2 separate regions of the Homo sapiens genome follow, and region 2 is linked to region 1. The links are chromatin contacts, found by Hi-C or POLR2A ChIA-PET in ENCODE. All regions are on one chromosome and are shown on one strand. The core of a region is the stretch at or near the end of the contact, and the rest is flanking DNA. Distances in the headings are between cores, read along the strand shown. Region 1 holds the start of HM13-AS1 (HM13 antisense RNA 1). Region 2 holds the start of COMMD7 (COMM domain containing 7).

Region 1 (4,571 bases), core at 1,318-3,817:
GGGGTAGAAAATTTCAAAAGGCTTCTTCCTTTCAGGGAGGGGGGTTCCCTTTCAGGGGCTTCTGGAATCTCTACCCACTCCAGCCAACTCTGAGGCCATGTGGTCCTGGAACAAGGCCCCTCTGAGGCAGATGGGGCAGGCGGCCCAGGCACATAGCATGGTTGGCTCTGCGGCCCAGGGCGCACAAAGGCCTTATTGAGTCACCACCAGCCCCCGGCAGAGGCTGAGGTGGCAGTGGCGCCGAGCGCCTGCCACCTAATGACTGTCCTGGTCCAGCCAGATGTTCCACAGACCTCCGGAGCAGCGGACTAGGGCCCGCCCGGCCAGCCGGCACCGCAGAGGCCACTGTAATTCCAATTAACCAGCTTCAGCTGAGCAAACAGCGGGCAGTGGTGGCCCAGCCCAGGCGGTAGGCCTGGCCCGCAGAGCCTGCGAGTCTAGACTCCAGATGTGAACCGCCACCATCAGAGTCCCATGGAAAAATGGCACCAGGCCGGGCAAGGATTGGGCCTGCATGCTGGGGAGGGGGTGTGGGTGGTTGGGCAGGGCCCCGAGTGGGCTAGATGCCAGCCTCACCTGGTTTGGGGTGGATTATTAGGAAACTGCTCTAGAACCCAAGTTCTACCCTGCTTTATTAGATTCTGTTTCTGTGCCTCAGTCTCCCATGACTGCGACAAGAGAGAGGGTTCCAAGGGGAAAACCAGCCCTGCTGAGACCCCAGTGTGCACTGACTGTATTTCACGTGACTAGCATTATGCTAGTGCAACTGACCCTTGAACAACACAGGGATTAGGGGCACCAACCCATCATGGTCGAAAATCTGTATAACTTTTCAGTCCCGCAAAACAACTAATAGTCTGCTGTTGACCAGAAGCCTTACCTGATAACATAAACAGTCAAAACATCTTGTATGTTATACGTACTACACTGTCTACCATAGAGTAAGCTAGAGAAAATGTAATTAAGAAAATCCTAAGAGCCAGGCATGGTGGCTCATGCCTGTAATCCCAGCATTTTGGGAGGCCAAGATGGGCAGATCAGGAGGTCAGGAGATCGAGACCATCCTGGCTAACATGGTGAAACCCCCGTTTCTACTAAAAATACAAAAAATTAGCCGGGCATGATGGCAGGCGCCTGTAGTCTCAGCTACTCGGGAGGCTGAGGCAGGAGAATGGCCTGAACCCGGGAGGCAGAGCTTGCAGTAAGCCGAGAGAGGCAGGCGGATCACAAAGTCAGGAGTTCGAGACCAGCCTGGCCAATATGGTGAAACCCCGACTCTACTAAAAATACAAAAATTAGCCTGGCATGGTGGCAGGCGACTGTAGTCCCAGCTACTCAGGAGGCTGAGGTGGGAGAATCACTTGAACCCAAGAGGCGGAGGTTGCAGTGAGCCAAGATTGCACCACCGCACTCCAGCCTGGGGGACAGAGTGAGACTCCGTCTCAAAAAAAAAAAAATTATTCAGTGAAAGTGGATCATCATAAATAAAGATCTTCATCCTGGTCTCTGTGTTGAGGAAGAGGAGGGGGTTGGTCTTGGTGTCTCAGGGGTGGCAGAGGTAGAAAAAAAGTCCACGTTTAAGTGCACCTGCACAATTGAAACCCGTGTTCAAGTTTCAAATGTATCTTAAGATTTACTTAATCGTTGTAACAACACTTTGAGGTACCTACATCATTCTTACGATGGGGAAACTGAGGCAGAGACCGTAAGGGCGGGCCCAGGGGGCATGTGAACCCAGAGTGTCTGGCTTCCAAGACTCGTATTCACCGTGGTGCCGTTTGACATGATCAGGATAATGGATCCCTGGTTCCTTTTGGGGGCAGCATTGGAGAAGGGGGTTTGGCACCGTCAGTCTGACAGCAGGGCTGGCTCCTGCAGTGTGAATGAAGCGGTCTTGTGCTCGACTGTGAAGGGGGGTTAGGACCTGCTTCCCAGGGCGGGTCCAGCTTTCTGAGGGAAAGCCTTCAGAGCCTCCATCAGGCCGGCACCAGGTACCAGTTAAGCACTGGGCAGGGAACAGAAGTGGTCAAACGCCGCTTGCCGCGACTTGAAACTGCTGAATAAATGGATAATGTCAAGCGCTATGGCTTAGGGCAGTAGTACCTCCGGTTCCTACGATCGTGTCTGGGGTCCCTGAGGAGCAAGGCAAGAGTCGGCCATTCAGGAGGTCAGAGTTCAGCTGTTCTTGCACAAGCAGGGAAGCTGAGTCACCCCAAACACGGGCAAGACTAGCGGTGGTATCAAATGGCTATCAGGGGCGGGGCCTCAGGGGCCTGCCCCTGCCTCCCCGCCCTGCGTTTGGATTCCCTCCAGCATTCCGGGCCAGGGCGCGGGAGGCGGAGGCCGAGGAGAGGACGGGAGGAGGCTGCATCCTGCCCTGGTGCGTCAGGAAGGGCCGAGCGAGCGGGAAGGAAAGCACCACCCCCCACCCCCGCCGCGGCCACACCTGGGTTCTCCAGGCGGGCAGGGGGGCCCCCGGGCCGGCGCCTGGCTCCAGCAAGTCTGGGCCGCCTCCCCGCGCCGCCCCGCGGGGGCCGCCAGATGGGCTGCCCGCCCGCCAGCTCAGCGACGCAGGCAGGAAACGCCGGCCGGGCTGCCAGGAACGCGCGCAGGGGAGGGGGCGGGCCCGGCCGGGCCACGCCCGCCGGAGGGGAAGGAGGGGCCAAGCACCGCCCGGCGGGGACTGGTGAGCTCCAAGAGCCTGCGATCCCGGTCCCTGCCTTTACTAGATGGGTTTCCTTGGGTAGGTCGTTTTACTTCTCTGTGCCTCACTTTCCCTACCTGTAAAGCGGGGCTGCCTGTCTCCGCTCTTTTTCCCTTTTCTCTTTTATTTGTGCAGCAGGGTTTCACTCTGTCGCCCAGGCTGAAGTGCAGTGGCGCGATCACGGCCCACTGCAACCTCGACCTCCTGGGCTCAAGCGATCCTCCCACCTCAGGTGGGAATATAGGTGTGTCCCACCACGCCTGGCTTTTTTTTTTTTCCCCTAGTTGAAACGGCGGTTCTCACTCTTGCTCAGGCTGGTCTCGAACTCAGGCTCAAGCAATCTTCCCACCTCGGCCTCCCAAAGTGCTGGGATTAGAGGCGTGAGCCACCGCGCCGTGCCTCAGCTATTTTCGTGTGACCGTGTGATCTCAGGACACTTTCTTTCCCTTCTCTTCCTTGGTTTTCTTACCTGAAAAATGGGGTGAACAATTGAACCTCCCTCAACCATGGGCTAAGCCTTTGTTTTCCTCTCCACCGTAGCCCCAACACTTGGCCCATTGCCTGAAACATGAAGGCACTCAGTATTTGTTGTAAGAGTGACTATAAAGGTTTGGGACAATCCTGAGGGCCTGGCTACAGCAGGCACTTCATAAATGGACACAAATTATCAAATTACCTAGAGTCTAATGTTTACCAACCTGCGGCTTCAGGCAAGTGACTTCCCATCTCTGAGCTTCACTTTCCTCGTCTACATAATGGCTGTGAGGATTAAGTAAAATAAATAAATACATGGAAATCACACATAGTGTGTTCTCAATAGATATTTATGGAAGAGTCTCCAAAATATTAAAAAAAGGGAGATACTATTTTGAGTAAATTTGAGGGCAAGGAATATACAAAGGAGTTAGGTGGCTTGGAAGAAGATTTTTGCTATATATGTAAACTAAGCTGTGTGTGGGTGGGTATTTTGCTTGTTGGTTTTTGAGACAGGCTCTCACTGTAGTCCAGGCTGGAGTGCAGTGTGGCAGTCATAGCTCACTGTAACCTTGAACTCCTGCACTCAAGCCATCCTCCCACTTCAGCCTCCTGAGTAGTTAGGACTACAGGTGCGTGCTACCACACCCTGCTCACTTTGCATTTTTTTTTTATTTTATTTATTTATTTTTTTGAGACATAGTCTCGCTGTGTCGCCCATGCTGGAGTGCAGTGGCGCAATCTCGGCTCACTGCAAGCTCCACCTCCCGGGTTCATGCCATTCTCCTGCCTCAGCCTCCCAAGTAGCTGGGACTACAGGCGCCCACCACCACCCTGGCTAATTTTTTTTTGTATTTTTAGTAGAGACGGGGTTTCACCGTGTTAACCAGGATGGTCTCCATCTCCTGACCTCATGATCCGCCCGTCTAGGCCTCCCAAACATGCTGGGATTAGAGGCGTGAACCACCACGCCCGGCCTCATTTTGTATTTTTAAAACTTTGGCCCGGGCGCGCTGTGGCTCACCTCTGTAATCCAGCACTTTGGGAGGCCACGGCAGGCAGATCACGAGGTCAGGAGTTAGAGACCAGCCTGACCAACATGGTGAAACCCTGTCTGTATTAAAAAGAAATATGGTCAGGTGCAGTGGCTCACGCCTGTAATCCCAACACTTCGGGAGGCCAAGGCGGACTGATCATTTGAGGTCAGGAGTTTGAGAGCAGCCTGGCCAACATGGTGAAATCCCGTTTCTACTAAAAATGAAATAAAATTAGCTGGGTGTGGTGGCACGCGCCTGTAGTCCCAGCTACTCGGGAGGCAGAGGCAGGAGAATTGCTTGAACCCAGGAGGTGGAGGTTGCAGTGAGCCGAGATGGTGCCATTGCACTCCAGCCTG
Region 2 (4,571 bases), core at 663-3,162, 1.2 Mb after region 1:
TAATTTTTGTATTTTTAGTAGAGACAGGGTTTCATCATGTTGGCCAGGATGGTCTCGATCTCCTGACCTTGTGATCCGCCCACCTTGGCCTCCCAAAGTCCTAGGGTAGGTGTGAGCCACCGTGCCCGGCCTATTTTTTATCTTTTATACTGTATTTGTACTGTACCTTTTCTATTTAGATTTGTCTAAACACACAAATATTTACCATTATAGTCCAGTTGCCTATGGTATTCAGTACAGTCACATGCTGTATAGGTTTGTAGCCTAGGAGCAATGCGCTATACCATATATCCTAGGGTGCAGTAGGTTTGTGTAAATAAACTCTAGGATGCTTGCATAAGATAAACTCAGGGCTGGGCACAGTGGCTCACGCCTGTAATCCCAACACTCTGGGAGGCTGAGGTGGGCAGATCACCTGAGGTCAGGTGTTCAAGACCAGCCTGGCCAACATGGTCAAACCCCATCTCTACTAAAAATACAAAAATTAGCTGGGCATGGTGGCGTGTGCCTGTAGTCCCAGTTACTCGGGAGACTGAGACAGAGAACTGGTTGAACCTGGGAGGCGGAGGTTGCAGTGACCCGAGATCGCGCCACTGCACTCCAGCCTGGGTGACAGAATGAGACTACGTCTCAAAAAAAAAAAATTAATTTCCATTTCTATTTAATTTTTAAATGTGGCTACTACAAAATGCAAAGTTAGAAATGTGGCTTGCAAATTTTTCTATTGCATAGCTCAAGCTTAGAACCTTCCTGTCGTTACAAGTTCTAAGTTTGGTTTTTATCTCGCAAGCAGCACTACTGTGTGGGAAGTTGTGGGGGGTATGGAGATGAAAGAAGAGGGGCGCTACCTCCTGGGAAGTGACAACCTAGCGGGGGAAATAGATGTATCTTCCCAGTGGGGGTGAGAAGTGTCATTCTCACCTATTTCAGCAGCCTTGGTGGTATGAAAAGGCATCCCAACCAGCACAGAAGCAGGATGCCTCCAAGACTGCCTTGGTTGGCACCTGCAGCCTGAAGGGGGAGAAAAAGGCTTTGCTAGCTCCCCTACCATCGAGGATGAAGACCCCCACTGTACACAGTGTATAAGGTTTCTTTCCATGTGAATCCCAGTGACTCTCCTTAACTGGGTGGAGGTGGAAGGTGTCATCAGCCTTGTCCCAGATCGAGCCCCTCAGGCCCACAGAGCCCCAGTGGGGCCTGGCTATTACTGACACTCATGTCACACTGAGATGTAAGACGGCAGCCCAGGCCAAGCTTCCCCGGGCCCCCTCAGATTCTCGGGCCCTCCCACTCCCCTCAGGCTTCCTCGGCCTCCCTGCCAAACATCTATCTCCCTTTGGACCCCACTGCTCCCCAAAACTCCCCACGCCCTTAGTCTGTTCCTTCAGTTCCCCAAACTCCTTCAGCCTCATCTAGACTCCCCTCCGTCCCTCTTCTAGGACCCCAAAAGCTCTCCTCGGCCCCAGGACCCCGCAGAGGTCCCGTAGTCCCATCTCTGAGACCCCACAAAGCCTTTCGGACCCCTCAGGTGGCCCTTAGGCCTCCGGAGATCCCTTGGCTCCCCACACTCTCCTCAGACCCCAGCTCACCTTAGCCTCGCCCCGAACCCACCTCACACACCCCAAACGCCCACAAGACGCCGCTCTGTCTAGTCTCTCCCAACTCCCGCGCACCCCCGGACGTCCCCCCCACCCCAGGCCCGGATCCTGGAATCACCTGGGCCCCGCGCCCCACGCCCCGCCGCCGGGCCCACCTGCGCGCCCAGCTGGTTCAGCTGCTGCATGTCGCCGCCCACGGCCTCCGGCACCGGGTCCTCAGTGCAGTGCAGGCGGCCCATGGCGCGCGCCCCAGCCCCGCAGGTTCCACCGCCGCCGCCGCCCTGCTCAGCTTCCTCCTCCGCTGCCGCTGCCACCGCTGCCGGCCTCTCCGCGCATCCACAACCGCACTTTCGCCACGGCCGTCGCAGCGCACTCCTCCCCCGGCCGCCCTGGGCTGTCCGGAGCCGGGGAGCCCTCGCAGGGCCGCGGACACGCGCGGCCGCCGGGCTCCGGGGAGGGGCAGGGGCGGCGCCGGCACCGGCAGACGCGAGGTTTCCTGCCAGCTCTCCCGCTGAGTGACCTTTGGGTACGGCGCTTGGCCTCTCTGAACCTCAGTTTCACCATCTGAGAAAATGATGGCTGGGGTAGCTCCTTAAATGAGTTAAGCCTCCAGAAATGTTTAACGCAGAGACCGGCACACAAGAGGTCTTCAATCAATGGCTAGCTGCTATTATCATCATCACTGTTACTATGCACTCCAGAGATATTTATGGCAGCCTACTCGATGCCAGACACTGGGGACAGGGAAGGGAACAAAGCAGGCCAGAGTGTCTCTCGGAGAGCTGACATCAGAGTAGAGACTAGGTCTCAACCTTGGAAGGGCATCAGCATCACCCCAGCATCACCTGGTATTGCCGGGCCCCGCCCCCAGAGGATCTGATTCGAAAGGCCAGGGTGGAGCCTGAGAATTTGCATTTCCAATAAGCACCCAGGGACTACACTTTGAGACCTTCTGGAGTGGAAGAAACTGACTTACCAAAGTTTCCTCAAAATAGTGCGAGGGCTTTGACTGTGCGGGGCAGGGAGGGTGGTGGTGAGGTGGGTGAGGGGAGGTTACTGAGACCGTGATCATCACTGCAGCCCCTCAAACACTCTAACCCCCATGCCCTCTCTTCCCAGGGGCTCCTCACAGTTCCCAGGTGAATATTACCCTAATCCCCACTGGAAACATGAGAAAATAGAGACATGCTACCCAGAATCTAGGAACTGAACGCCAAGCCTAAGGGCTTCACCTAGCCCCTAAGTCCAGCCTTGAGGGTAAAGAGGTAATGCCGAGAAACCTGGAGCAGGGAAATGTGGGGGGTTTGGCTGGCCTTCCTCACCAGCCCTCCTCCTCTCCTCTACCCTTTCCTGAAAATCCCTTCTGTAAAAGTATAAACAAAATGTCTTCTACCCGGCCCGGCGCGGTGGCTCACTCCTGTAATCCCAGCACTTTGGGAGGCTGAGGCGGGCGGATCACTTGAGGTCAGGAGTTTGAGACCAGCCTCAACATGGAGAAACTCCGTCTCTACTAAAAATACAAAATTAGCCGGGCGTAGTGGTGCATGTCTGTAATCTCAGCTACTCGGGAGGCTGAGGCAGGAGAATTCCCTGAACCCGGGAGGCATAGGTTGCGGTAAGCCGAGATCGCGCCATTGCACTCCAGCCTGGGCAACAAGAGCGAAACTCCGTCTCAAAGAAAAAACAAAAAAGTCTTCTACCCAAAGGCCAAGCCCATCCCCTTCAGTCATTATATCATTCATACATTCATTCAACAAATATTGAGTGGCACATGCCTGTGGTCCCAGCTACTCGGAGGCTGAGGCAAGAGGATCACTTGAGATCTTGAGATCGAGACTGCAGTGAACCCAGATGGCGCCACTGCACTCCAGCCTGGGCGACAGAGCAAGACCACATCTCCATAAAAAAAAAAGAAGGTCTGCTGTGAGGCAGATACCATGACATGATAGGGGGTGGGGATTCCACAGTGACACAACCAGATGAACCAGATGCAGTGCCTGGCCTCTGAGAAGTCAGAATTGACCCAGGGGGCAGACGCAAGTGTGTGTGAAAGTATTAAGGGATGCCAAAAAGTAGGAGGTGCTTTGAGAATGTGTACAGGACACAGTCCGAGTTTGGAGTACCTGGAAGAGAATAAACCTTCGGGTGACAAACAGACAGGAACTCAGAGGCCCTACTCACCGTGCAAGAATTTTTTTTTTTTTTTTTTTTGAGACAGATTCTGGCTCTGTCACCCAGGCTGGAGTGCAGTGGCACAATCTCGGCTCACTGCAATTTCTGCTTCCCGGGTTCTAGTGATTCTCCAGCCTCAGCCTCCCGAATAGCTGGGAATGCAGGTGGCCACCACCAAACCCAGCTAACTTTTGTCTTTTTTTTTTTTTTTTGGAAACGGAGTTTTGCTCTTTTTGTCCAGGCTGGAGTGCAATGGCGAGATCTCGGCTCACTGCAACCTCCGCCTCCCGGGTTCAAGTGATTCTCCTGTCTCAGCCTCCCAAGTAGCTGGGATTACAGGCATGTGCCACCACCCCGGCTAATTTTGTACTTTTAGTAGAGACGGGTTTCTCCATGTTGGTCAGGCTGGTCTTGAACTCCCCACCTCAGGTGATCCGCCTGCCTCGGCCTCCCAAAGTGCTGGGTTTACAGGCGCGAGCCACCGCACCTGGCCCAACTTTTGTCTTCTTACTAGAGATGGGTTTTCACCGCATTGGCCAGGCTGGTCTCATACTCCTGACCTCAAGTGATCCACCTGCGTCAGCCTCCCAAAGTGCTGGCATTACAGGCGTGAGCCACTGCACCTGGCCCGGAATTTTTATTTTTAAATATTTTTAACCTTGTTAAAAAAGAAGATCTGGGCTGGGCGCAGTGACGCATGCCTGTAATCCTAGCACTCTGGGAGGCTGAGGCCGGTGGATCACCTGAGGTCCGGAGTTCAAGACCAGCCTAGCCAACATAGTGAAACCCTGGTTCTACTAA

The links. A loop is a pair of places that touch in the nucleus more often than their neighbours do. ChIA-PET counts read pairs that join two places held with the same protein, here RNA polymerase II (POLR2A). Pooled maps may share reads with other maps.
Region 2: a loop to region 1 is called in a pooled map, with 3 times the contacts of the local background. The contact joins the promoter of COMMD7 here to the promoter of HM13-AS1 in region 1. A Hi-C loop is called at or near these places in 2 of 50 pooled maps. POLR2A ChIA-PET finds 5 or more read pairs at or near these places in 2 of 52 experiments (Caco-2 and activated CD4-positive, alpha-beta memory T cell).

What each region holds. Positions count from the first base shown.
Region 1 is chr20:31,570,696-31,575,266 of GRCh38, forward strand. HM13-AS1 (HM13 antisense RNA 1) reads right to left here and starts at 2,568. Exons shown (of 3, transcript NR_046853.2): 1 at 2,447-2,568; 2 at 2,104-2,228. LOC107985416 (a long non-coding RNA gene) reads left to right here and starts at 2,315. Exons shown (of 3, transcript XR_005647051.2): 1 at 2,315-2,743. RefSeq lists an enhancer at 1,925-2,466 and silencers at 2,268-2,847, 4,350-4,519.
Region 2 is chr20:32,741,555-32,746,125 of GRCh38, forward strand. It overlaps COMMD7 (COMM domain containing 7), which reads right to left and starts at 1,913. Exons shown (of 9, transcript NM_053041.3): 1 at 1,754-1,913. The coding sequence starts at 1,837. RefSeq lists enhancers at 1-79, 749-1,576, 2,464-3,408 and silencers at 530-704, 1,689-1,758, 1,939-2,168.